Regions from separate parts of the Homo sapiens genome. Here region 2 is linked to region 1. Evidence: read pairs that join two places in POLR2A ChIA-PET (ENCODE). Cell type or tissue: PC-3. All regions are shown on one strand. Links, peaks and the distances in the headings refer to the core of each region. The heading gives the core; the rest is flanking DNA.

Region 1 (5,391 bases), core at 278-5,277:
GAGCTCTCTGATTGTCCAGGTCTAAGTCAAATCCTCCTCCTATGAGATAAGGGCAGGGGCTGCCCTGCTCAAGCCATATGGAATGGGCTCCTCATATAAAATAGGACTTCTACTCCCAGTCAAAAGGAAAGGAGATGATTTTATACAAGTAGTTCATTAAGACTTGTATCATGACCAGGTACGGGGCTCACACCTGTCATCCCAGCACTTTGGGAGGCCAAGGCAGGTGTATCACTTGAGGTCAGGAGTTCGAGACCAGCCTGGCCAACATGGTGAAACCCCATCTCTACTAAAAATACAAAAAGTTAGCCAGGTGTGGTGGCATGCACCTGTAATCCCAGCTACTTGGGGGCCTGAGGCAGGAGGATCGCTTGAGCCCAGGAGGCAGAGGTTGCAGTAAGCCAAAGATTGCACCACCGCACTCCAGCCTGGGCAACAGAGCAAGACTCTGTCTCAAAAAAAAAAAAAAAAAAAAAAGTAAAAGACTCGTAGGATGTTTGCAGAGAGAGTAAAACAATAAAACAGCATTCAGAAGCACAGAACACATTTTGAGGAGTTTGGATTTCCATACCTGATCCCCAAAGCCAGGAAAGCCCTGCTACCACTTGCCAAGGCATATATGAACTCTGAATATCCTGAGCCTGATGTTGTGTATACCAGGCACAAAGCAAAACTAAGCAAGGATGATTTTGTTAAAACTGTAAACTTTTAAATATTGTACAGATTGCTTTAACTAGAGAAGATATCTATCACTTACGAGGAGTTAAATGTAAAAACAAAACGGGTTCAGTTAGTGCATTTAGATACAATGTACAGACCAGTGCTACCCTGGAGAGGCAAAGGGAAGAGGGGAAAGAAGCCAACAGAGCATTTTGTAGAATTTTTTTGTATTCTCACCACTGCAGGAATGAGGAGAGTTAGGAACACAAAGTGTGATCAAGTAGAACAAAGTCTCCAGGAAAGGTTAAGCTAACTAGGTGAACTCCTCTCTGTTTTCCTGGCAATAAGGCAGCACTTTATAATGATATTTTAATGAGGAAAAAATACAGAAACAAAGAAAATGATGTTTAGTATACAGACAACATCTAGCTTTAGCAATTAAAAAGTACATATCTATATACACACACACACATATATACATATATATACACACATATATATACATATATACATGTATAATTATTTTTTCTTTTCTAAAAAATATCTTTCCAGAGATGGCCTAACTCCTAGGCAGTGTGCCCCAAATCAGCCAAAAAGTAAATATATTTTATAACTCTTTTAAAATGTCACATCTTCCCCTTATGACCTTATTTTGGTTCCATAGCTTAAAACTTTTGTCAATCCTGCTTAGGCCTCCTCTCAAGGAGGAACTGATGAGCCCAGTGATTCTCAACCCTGACTGTACATTGGAATCACCACAGAAGCTTTCACAATCACAAGGCCTGGCTTCACCCTCAGCAATTCTTATTTAATTGGGCCAGAGTGGGGCCCAGGCACCCGTCCACAATGGCTGTTTTTATTGATAGCAACAATAGTATTCTGATTTTACAGAAATAATTTTAGACAAGTAGTTCATTAAGACTTGCAGCATGTTTACTATTATTTACTATGCAGTTAGCAGGCCAGATGCTAAGAGCCGGGAGCTACCATTATACATGAATAGATTAGAGAAACACATTCAGCATCGTACATTTTATGCTATTAGCACAACCTGAAAGACAGCACATAATTGGTGGCACATTTAAAATTCTGTACAACGAAGTCTGCTGCTGCCATCGAGATGCCAGGGTGGGGAATAAGGGTGATCCAGTGCAACTGATGTACTTGCATAAACAGAGGAGAAATAAGCGTCCACTGGATCTTTTCCAGGTTAAATCTATCATAGGGCAGTAGGAGAGCAATGGGCTGGAAGTCAGGAGACTTGGGTTCCAGTTCTGACTACCAGCCAAGTCATCTCAAGGAAGTCACTTGAATTACTGTTAGTTTCTAAGCTCCTTCAGGGAGAGGGATGATGACTGGGTTGACTTTTGTTTTAACTGGATTAATTTTGAAGGACAAATAAAAAGCTCAAAATTAGCATAGAACACGAAGAGCATTCCGGACAGAGGGAATTCTAGGTGGCAAAAGAAAGCAGTTTAAAATGGCATGGCATGTTTGGGGAACCTTAAGTATTTTAGAATAGCTGGAGCATAAATACCAAGGAGAAGCAGAGGCAGTCGTGTGGGACAGAGACCTGACTGTGAGATCACGTATGCCATGCTGGGAAGCTTCAGCTGTATTCAGCATACGCAACTGGAGAGTCATCAAAGAGTTTTATCATAAAGAGCTCAATCAGGCCAGGCATGGTGGCTCATGCCTGTAATCCCAGCACTTTGGGAGGCTGAGGTGGATGGATCACTCGAGGTCAGGACTTCGAGATCAGACTGGCCAACATGGTGAAACGCCGCCTCTACTTAAAATATAAAAATTACCCAGGTGTGGTGGTAGGCACCTGTAATCCCAGCTACTGGGGAGGCCGAGGCACGAGAATCACTTGAACCTGGGAGGCGGAAGTTGCAGTGAGCCGAGATCATGTCATTGCACTCTAGCCTGGGTGACTGAGCGACTTTGCCTCAAAAGAAAAAAAAAAAAAAAGAGCTCAATTAGACAACCACGTACGAGGTTTAGAAAGAGCATTCTGGCATCACAGGGAAAAGGGGAGTGGTGGGCTGAAAGTGAAGGAAATGGGATAATGCCAACATGGCAGCAAAAATTCTAATTAGGAGGCTATGGCAGACGCTTCACCACTCTGTGGCTCAATGTCCTCATTATAAAATGACAAGTGTATTAGTCAGAAACTGTGTATAAGTGACAAAAACATGTCTCAAACCAGCTTTTTTTTTTTTTTTTTTTTCCAAAGGTGGTTTCTTGACTCATATTTCAGACATGTCCAGGGCTATACTGACTGACTTCAGGCATCACTCACAGGATTTCATCAGAGCGCTCTCTCTCTCTCTCTCTCTCCCCATCTTTCTAACAGGCTCTCTCCACCTGAGAAACAAGGTGGCCACAGCAACCCAAGATTGCTAATCCATAAAGTTAGTCCCCTCCACTGGCAGAACAGCACAAAAAGAAGTGTCCCAAGGAAAACTCCAACTGATCTGGCTTTGGTCATGTGTCTAGCCCTGAACCAATCACTGCGAATTGGGAAATGGAGCTCTCTGATTGGCCAGGCTGGAGTCACTGCCTACTCCTGTGAGATGTGAGCAGTGTCTGCCCCAGTCAAGCCACAAGGACTCCCCATGGGAAATGGGACTCCTGCGCCTTCCTCTCCCAGAGGAAAGGAGAAAGGATGTTGAGTGGGCAAAAACAACATTGGTTCACTAGAGGAGATGGGGTGAAAGGGCTTTAGGATCCACATACTGTAAGCCATGTTTTCACCATAAGCTCATTCAAATTTCTCCATCAGGCAAGGCTCCAAGAGCCTCAAGCCCCAGTCCAGGAGGGGAGTTGAGATATTTCTCACTATTGGCTTAACTTATTGGCTAAAGTTTGTTCTTTTGAGCTAAGACTGTACACACGCACACACACACACACACACACAGATCAAGAATGAACAGAAGCAAATGACTTCTTTAATTCTCGTATAATTCAGCTTTACACTAAAAAGAAAGTGAAGAAGTGGGGAAGAAAGGGAAGGAGGATAAATTCCAGTGAAGCAAGTGCTCTTTTTCTAAAGAAAAAACACTAGGGCTCAGAAACTCTGTTAAATTGTTTTTATTGTGAAACTGGAAAAGGTTCCAAAGAGAGCAACCCGGATGATTAAAGTCATAAATACGTTCTGAGAAAAGCTCAAGAATCTAGGATTTTTCACTACAAAGAGAAGATTAAGAAGACTGAATAAATGACATGCACCAGTAAAGTACTTGGTTCCTGTCTGCAATATTAGAGAGTTGTGCTAGACATAAAAAATAGCTGTACTTCTTTCCTCCTCTTTTTCCTCCTCTCCTCCCACTCTGCCTTTTGATTGAAAAGATGTGGGGGTATCTCAAAATGACAAAAACCTACTCGTGAAGGGATATTGAAAGTTAAAATAATTACTAGAGTAGGGCGAGAAAAGAAAGAGAGAAGCCGACAGATTCTCAGGATAGGTATTAGATTACTGGTTCCATACAACATGAAGGAGAACTAAATGATGCTGAGGTTTCTTGTGCTTCAGTCTAATCTTAAAATTAAATTAGGTGATAATGTATATTCTTCTCACTTGACTTTTAGCCGTATTTCAAAAACCACCCTCCCCATACCTTAAAATATACAAATGTAAAAAAAAATTAGTCAAACAATATTCTATTTACACATCACTTAACACTTCAAGAAAACAATAAAGTGGTGTCACTCTAACATCTTTGGTTTCAAAGTACCATGTAGGATAAATGCATTTCTAATTAAAGACTTCCAAACTTTCAAAATGAAACAAAAATTTGCAAAATGAAACTAAGAAACCAAGTAACACTTAATTTTGTTATATTTAGCCTCATGTCAGCTATTTTTGTTTTAAAGTGGTTTATGATTCAATTGGCAAATGTTTAGGGAACGTATCTCATGTGCAAAATATTATCCTAGACACGGTGGAGAAAACAAAGAGGCAAAAGGAAAAGTCTCTACTGGCATGAAGCTTATAATTAAGTTGTGTAGACAAAGCATAAGTATTGTTACAAGTTAAATAAAAATGTATAAGAATGCATTATGGGCCAGGCACTGTGGCTCACACCTGTAATCCCAGCACTTTGGGAGGCCGAGGTGGGTGGATCACCTGAGGTCAGGAGTTGGAGACCAGCCTGACCAACATGGTGAAACCCCATCTCTACTAAAAATACAAAATTAGCTGAGCAGGCTGACGCATGCCTGTAGTCCCAGCTACTTGGGAGGCTGAGGCAGGAGAATCACTTGAACCCAGGAGGCGGAGGTTGCAGTGAACCAAGATCACATCATTGCACTCCAGCCTGGGCAACAAGAGCAAAACTCCATGTCAAAAAAAAAAAAAAAAGCGATATAACAAATATCACGTGGCAGGTTGCAATTAAGTACAAAATAATAAGTGCAAGAAACTCCCAGTCTCAAGCAGGGGTCATCACTGTGGGCTGGGGAGACTGCCTGGAGGAGGAAGTCCTGAAGGGGTCCTGCAAGCTGACTGAGAGTCACAGGAGAGGGCTGCACAGCTGAGAAGCAGGAATGTGAGGCTTAAATCAAGAATCTAGAAAGCAAACAAGAGAACCAGCATAGGGGCTCTCCAGGAGGCAGTGGGATCAGCCTGGGTGGATGTTTTGGCACAACCCTGGACTTCAGTTCTTTGGGGTTTAGAAGTTTCTTAAGAGAATCTCAAATAAAATTGTCATTTTGGGACCAGGGGTC
Region 2 (5,391 bases), core at 248-5,247, 120 kb after region 1:
AAGAATTTTAAAAAACACTTTTTCATTGTCATTTTTTAGATACGATTACTATTTGCTAATAATAGAAAAAACAATGTCTGTTATTACCACAAAAAGTATCCATCATACTTACTGCTGTATTTACTTCTCTTTCTCTTTTTGAGACAGCATCTCACTATATTAATAGCCCAGGCTGGTCTCGAGCTCCTGTGCTCAAGCAATCCACCCACCTCAGCCTCCTAAAGTGCGGGGATTACAAGCATGAGCCACCACACCCAGCCTATTTGTCTCTATAATCTCTAGAATATTCAAAATACATAGTATATAATCAAAGAATCTGAATTATAAAGACATACCTTTGCGTAAGGGTTGTGGCATCATTAAGATCTGGATGAGCAAAAGGGATGTTACATCATGATAAAGAATTGGAACCTCAGGCTGTTGTTCTTCATATCCCAGCCTAAAAGAAAAATGTAGTCACTTTACATAGTATTGTATATCTTCTCTTTCTAATTTATTTTATATGTCACATATATATCTATGGAACAGAAATAAAAACTTTAATACACAAAGAAGAAATGTAAAAAAAAACCTTAGGAGTCATATTTTTTGCAAAAAAATTACATTTTAGACTCATATTCTCTTGACTCTAACATGAAGAAAATGTATAGAAAATGTGTTGTGTTATCAAAGTGAACAATTAGGATACATTAACTTGATTATGAGTGTTTCTGATCTTAGATTACAGAAATTAAAGTATTACATAGAGAATGAAAGAATTAGTTTCACTACAAATGGAGTGGCTTATAGGATACTTATCACAAACTTAGCAATAACGAATAAGTAAGTTTTCACATCTTTAAAAAGAGATAGGCAGAGTTCCCAAATCAATTCCTGTTGAAAAGGTATGGTTAACTGCTCTTATTAAAATGTTTCAGCCGAGCACAGTGGCTCATGCCTGTAATCCCAGCACTTTGTGAGGCTGAGGCAGGCGGATCACTTGAGCTCAGAAGTTTGAGACCAGATTGACAACATGGTGAAAACCCGCCACTACAAAAAATATAAAAAATTAGCAGGGCTTAGTGGTGTGTGGGAGGATTGCTTGAACCCAGGAGGTCAAGGCTGCAGCGGGCTGTGATTGTGCTGCTGCACTCCAGCCTGGGTGAAAAAGTGAGACTCTGTCTCAAAATTAATAATAAAATAAAATGTTTCAACTTTATAACTAACAAAATTCAAATAAAATCTTTAACATTTGCAAAGTTTCAAAAAGAGATAACCAAAGCAGAACTTAAAATACACTATAAAAGGGCCAGATGTGGTGTCTCATGCCTGTAATCCCAATAGGCATGGGAGGCTGAGGTGGGAGGATCACTTGAAATCAGGAGTTCAAGATCCAACTGGGCAACACAGTGAGACCCTGTCTCTACAAAAAATAAATTTTAAAAAGTACACTATAAAAGACAAAGTAGTAAACCTTAGGAATGTGCAGTACTATGAAAAACATAGACTATATTATAAAGCAGAGCTTATTCTAAAAGAATTTTTTAAATGCCTTTAGAAGGTTAATTTTTTGACTACATGTTTAATTTTTAATGACAGAGAAGAAAAGTAAATCTTAAGCTCCAGAAGTGGCTAAATTCTGAAGCTACACTTTAGACTTGGGATGAACAAAATTCTTCAACTCTTTTATTAGGCTCGATCATTCAGCAAATATTTACTAATTACTTACTACAGGTCAGGCACTAAACACACTGCTGAGTAAATCAACCCCTGCTGCTGAGAAACTTTTGGCTGACAGAGGAAGACAGCTCTCTGAATTTCTCCATTTTCTACAAATATTCCTTAGTATACTTGTTTTCCTCTCCAAGGATAACCCTTCATTAATGCTATGAATCCTGATACGGTCTTTCAAGTTTATCTAGCCTCTCTGCAAGGCCAAGGTCTAAAAAAAAAAAGTGTAGGGGTCACACCATTTCTATTATTCAAATTCCCCACAGAAATAGTTTCACATGATCAACAATGATCTCCTAATTACAAAATTTAGTGGACATTTTAAATCCTTATCTTACAGACCCTTGACTTGACTTTAGATACAGCTGAACATTCTGCCTGGAAAATTTTCTTGGCTTTTGTGAAACACTGTCCCAAGTTACCTTCTATCTCTCTGATTACTCCACTTTAGTCTTCTTCACAGGTTCATCTTCCTCTGACTAACAAACTGTTATTCCTCAAGATTCCAATTCTCCCTTTCTTTTCTCACTAAGGACTCTTTTTGAAAGACCTTCTAATCCATGATTTCAATTGCCAGCTATACACTGATGACTGTATGTCCAGCAATGACTCTCTCGAACTCTCTATCTGAATATCCATTACTTCCGCTTGTATATCTAACAGGCAGGCAGCTCAACAGGCCTGAAAGTGAACCCATAATCTTTCTCTCTATACGCACACTCCCACCCCAGTCACAACCATTCTATTATGCTGGTGCCAAAGTAATTGCTGTTTCTGCCACTAAAAGCAATGCACCAACCTAATACTTTCCCCTCTATAATCTAAGTTCTGATGTGGCTTATTTCTTACGTCCTCCTGCATTTATACAATGCCTGAAACATAACAATGCCTAAAACATGATAGTCCTCCAATAAAAGCATAATGAATAAATAAGCTAGGAACTTGAGGACATCCCAAAGCCATCTTCTCTCACTCACCCCGTATTTAATTGGCACTAAGTCCTAATGACTCTATCTCTACTTCCTCTTTGCCATCCCTATGGCCACTGCCTTTAAGTATTCAATCTCCTCCAATTTTATGTTCCTCTAATTCATCCTCTATATCTTTAGTGCCTGGAAGAAGTTTCCACAGGAATGATATCTTGCTTATCATTATATCCCAATGCCTGGATTAAAACAGTTAATAAAACTAGCTGGATAAACAAATGAAATATTCATGGGAAAAGGGATGGATGAATGAACAAATAAACGAGTGGTACATAATTTTAGATTCTCAGACTGCTACATTAAATTTAACAGGTGTTTAAAAGAGTCTCACTTAAAATTAGAAGAAAGTTTATGGATCCATTTAAGCTAGCCCAATTTCACTCTTATGCAAAGCTGTACTTTATTGCACAAAAATCAAAAAGGCTTGAGAACTTCTTGCATGATAACCTACAGACCAACAAATTGCAGAGCTTTTAGGTATAGAAAAGAAAAGCATTCCCAAATAAAAAAATTAAATATAGTTTAATAAAATAGGGGTAGTATATGCAACTGAAAAACTTAAAGTGCTTAACAGAATACTAGAATCTTATTTTACATTATATGCTAACAGCTATTTTCTACAATACAAGCAATCTTTCTCAAAATGAGAGGTGGATTCCTTTATGCTATTATTAATTTGCTTATTATTGTATGTGACCTTCCAATATTATTTAAAATCAGTCCAAATTGCCGTATGCAAGAATTATATACTACTAAGAACGCATAATTAACAAATGTTTCAAAACTGAAACATAATATGCATACAACAGAATAAAACAAAAAATGAATTAAAAGAATGGGGAATATTTCTAGTTGAGGAAACTGCATATTATAAAGATAACTACTTTCCCAGATTAATTTATGAGTTTAAAATAATTATAATCAAAATTACAAGTTAGGCCAGATGCAGTGGCTCACGCCTGTAATCCCAACACTTAGGGAGGCCAAGGTGGGTGGATCACCTGAGGTCAGGAGTTTGAGACCAGCCTGACCAATATGGTGAAACCCTGTCTCTACTAAAAATACAAAAATTAGCCTGGCATGGTGGCGTGCACCTGTGGTCCCAGCTATTTGGGAGGCTGAGTCAGAAGAATTGCTTGAACCCAGGAGGAGGAGGTTGCAGTGAGCCAAGATCACACCACTGCATTCCAGCCTGGGTAACAGAGCAAGACTCTGTCTCAAAAAAAAAATTATAAGTGAGGGGAAGGGCTTAGAAAATGTTCTAAAAACCTTCTGGAGAATAAGTGAGAACAGCAAAGAAAAACTGGGAGTCAGAGTTTGGGGAAGAGAAATGAGAGGAACCTAACTCAGCCCGATAACTAGACATAATAAATCACCTAAACAATAAACCATCATGGTATTGTCAGAGAAACAGGCTTGGAGCTCAATAGAACAAAGAAGAAAGCTCCTAATCAGGCCTATAATGTAGGAACCCTTAGTATTTAATAACTAGGATATAAAATCACTAAAAATACTACTTGGTTATTTGCAAATAAATTTTAGATCTTCACCTAACACTACAGGTGAGAATGAATTCCAAGTACGTTATATAGTTTTAAAAATCATCCCATGAGAAAACTCTAAAGTGAAAATATAGGTAGATATTGCAAATCCTAAGACTGGATTACACATTGTAATACTAGTTATAAAAGTATACATCAGCTCTTGGAAGACATGGGCATTCTAAGTATGAAAGTAATAGGAAAAAATAAGAAATATAAGGTCTGATTGATCTGGCTACATGAAAATTTAAAACTTCAATGGGTCAAGAAAAGTAATTACAAAAGTAGACGGCAAACATATTTTGAAAAACACTTATAAACAACTATGACAAAATAAGATTTAATATTTTAAACCATGGAGAATCATTCATATAATTTTAAACAATAAGATGCCAACAGAAAATGGACAGAGGTCCAGAATATATCATTCACAAAGAATGTATACAAATAGCTAATAAATATAAAAATACTTAACTTTGCTAGAAATCAAATAGATTTCCATTACTTTAGGATCCCATTTTTAATCACTCATATTAGCCAAAAAATGTTTAAGTGATAATACTTTTTTTGGTAAGTTTTTTCCCCAATAATAATCAGAAAAAATCCTGGCAGTTATTGGCTGATAAGATAAAAATAGCCATTCTAAGGACAGAGAGAGAAATGGATCTTTCCTAGCACATCACTGGCCCATAACTGGAATGAATGAATGGATTGATGCACCCCTCTGTAGAAAAGAGAACCAAAGATTTCAACTACAGGGTTTAATATGATCATTGTGATAACTATCTTTTAAAATGCTTAATATTTTAAAATACATAATTGTTCTCACTAAGATCAGGAACTAGGCAAAGATGTCCCCACTCCCCACTTCTTTTCAACATCATACTGGAAGTACTAGCTAATGCCTCAAGATAAGAAAAGGAAATAAAAGTTATACAGATTGGGAGAGAAGAAATAAAACTGTCTTTCTTTGTTTACAGATTACATGGTCGTCTATGTAGAAAATCTGAACAAACTGACCAAAAAACTCCTGGAACTGATAAATGATTGTAACAAGGCTACAGGACACAAGATTAATATACAGAAGTCAATCACTTTCATATATACTGGCAAGGAACAATTGGAATTTGAAAATAAACACACAGCATCATTTA

Evidence for each region. Peaks named below come from ENCODE experiments on the same cell type or tissue, not always from the same donor. Only the 100,000 strongest peaks of a DNase experiment are listed, where the experiment ranks them.
Region 2: POLR2A ChIA-PET joins it to region 1 with 9 read pairs; 3 of 35 experiments call an interaction of 5 or more read pairs at or near these places.

Annotation. Positions count from the first base shown.
Region 1 is chr2:170,159,881-170,165,271 of GRCh38, reverse strand. No RefSeq gene overlaps it. Among named protein-coding and RNA genes, the nearest start is that of MYO3B, 16 kb to the left of the region's middle. In PC-3, for the core only: no CTCF peak of the experiment used is centred there; a DNase peak (open chromatin) is centred at 2,891; H3K27ac peaks cover 1,080 bases.
Region 2 is chr2:170,035,930-170,041,320 of GRCh38, reverse strand. It overlaps UBR3 (ubiquitin protein ligase E3 component n-recognin 3), which reads right to left. Exons shown (of 39, transcript NM_172070.4): 32 at 336-439. Among named protein-coding and RNA genes, the nearest start is that of MYO3B, 140 kb to the left of the region's middle. In PC-3, for the core only: no CTCF peak of the experiment used is centred there; no DNase peak of the experiment used is centred there.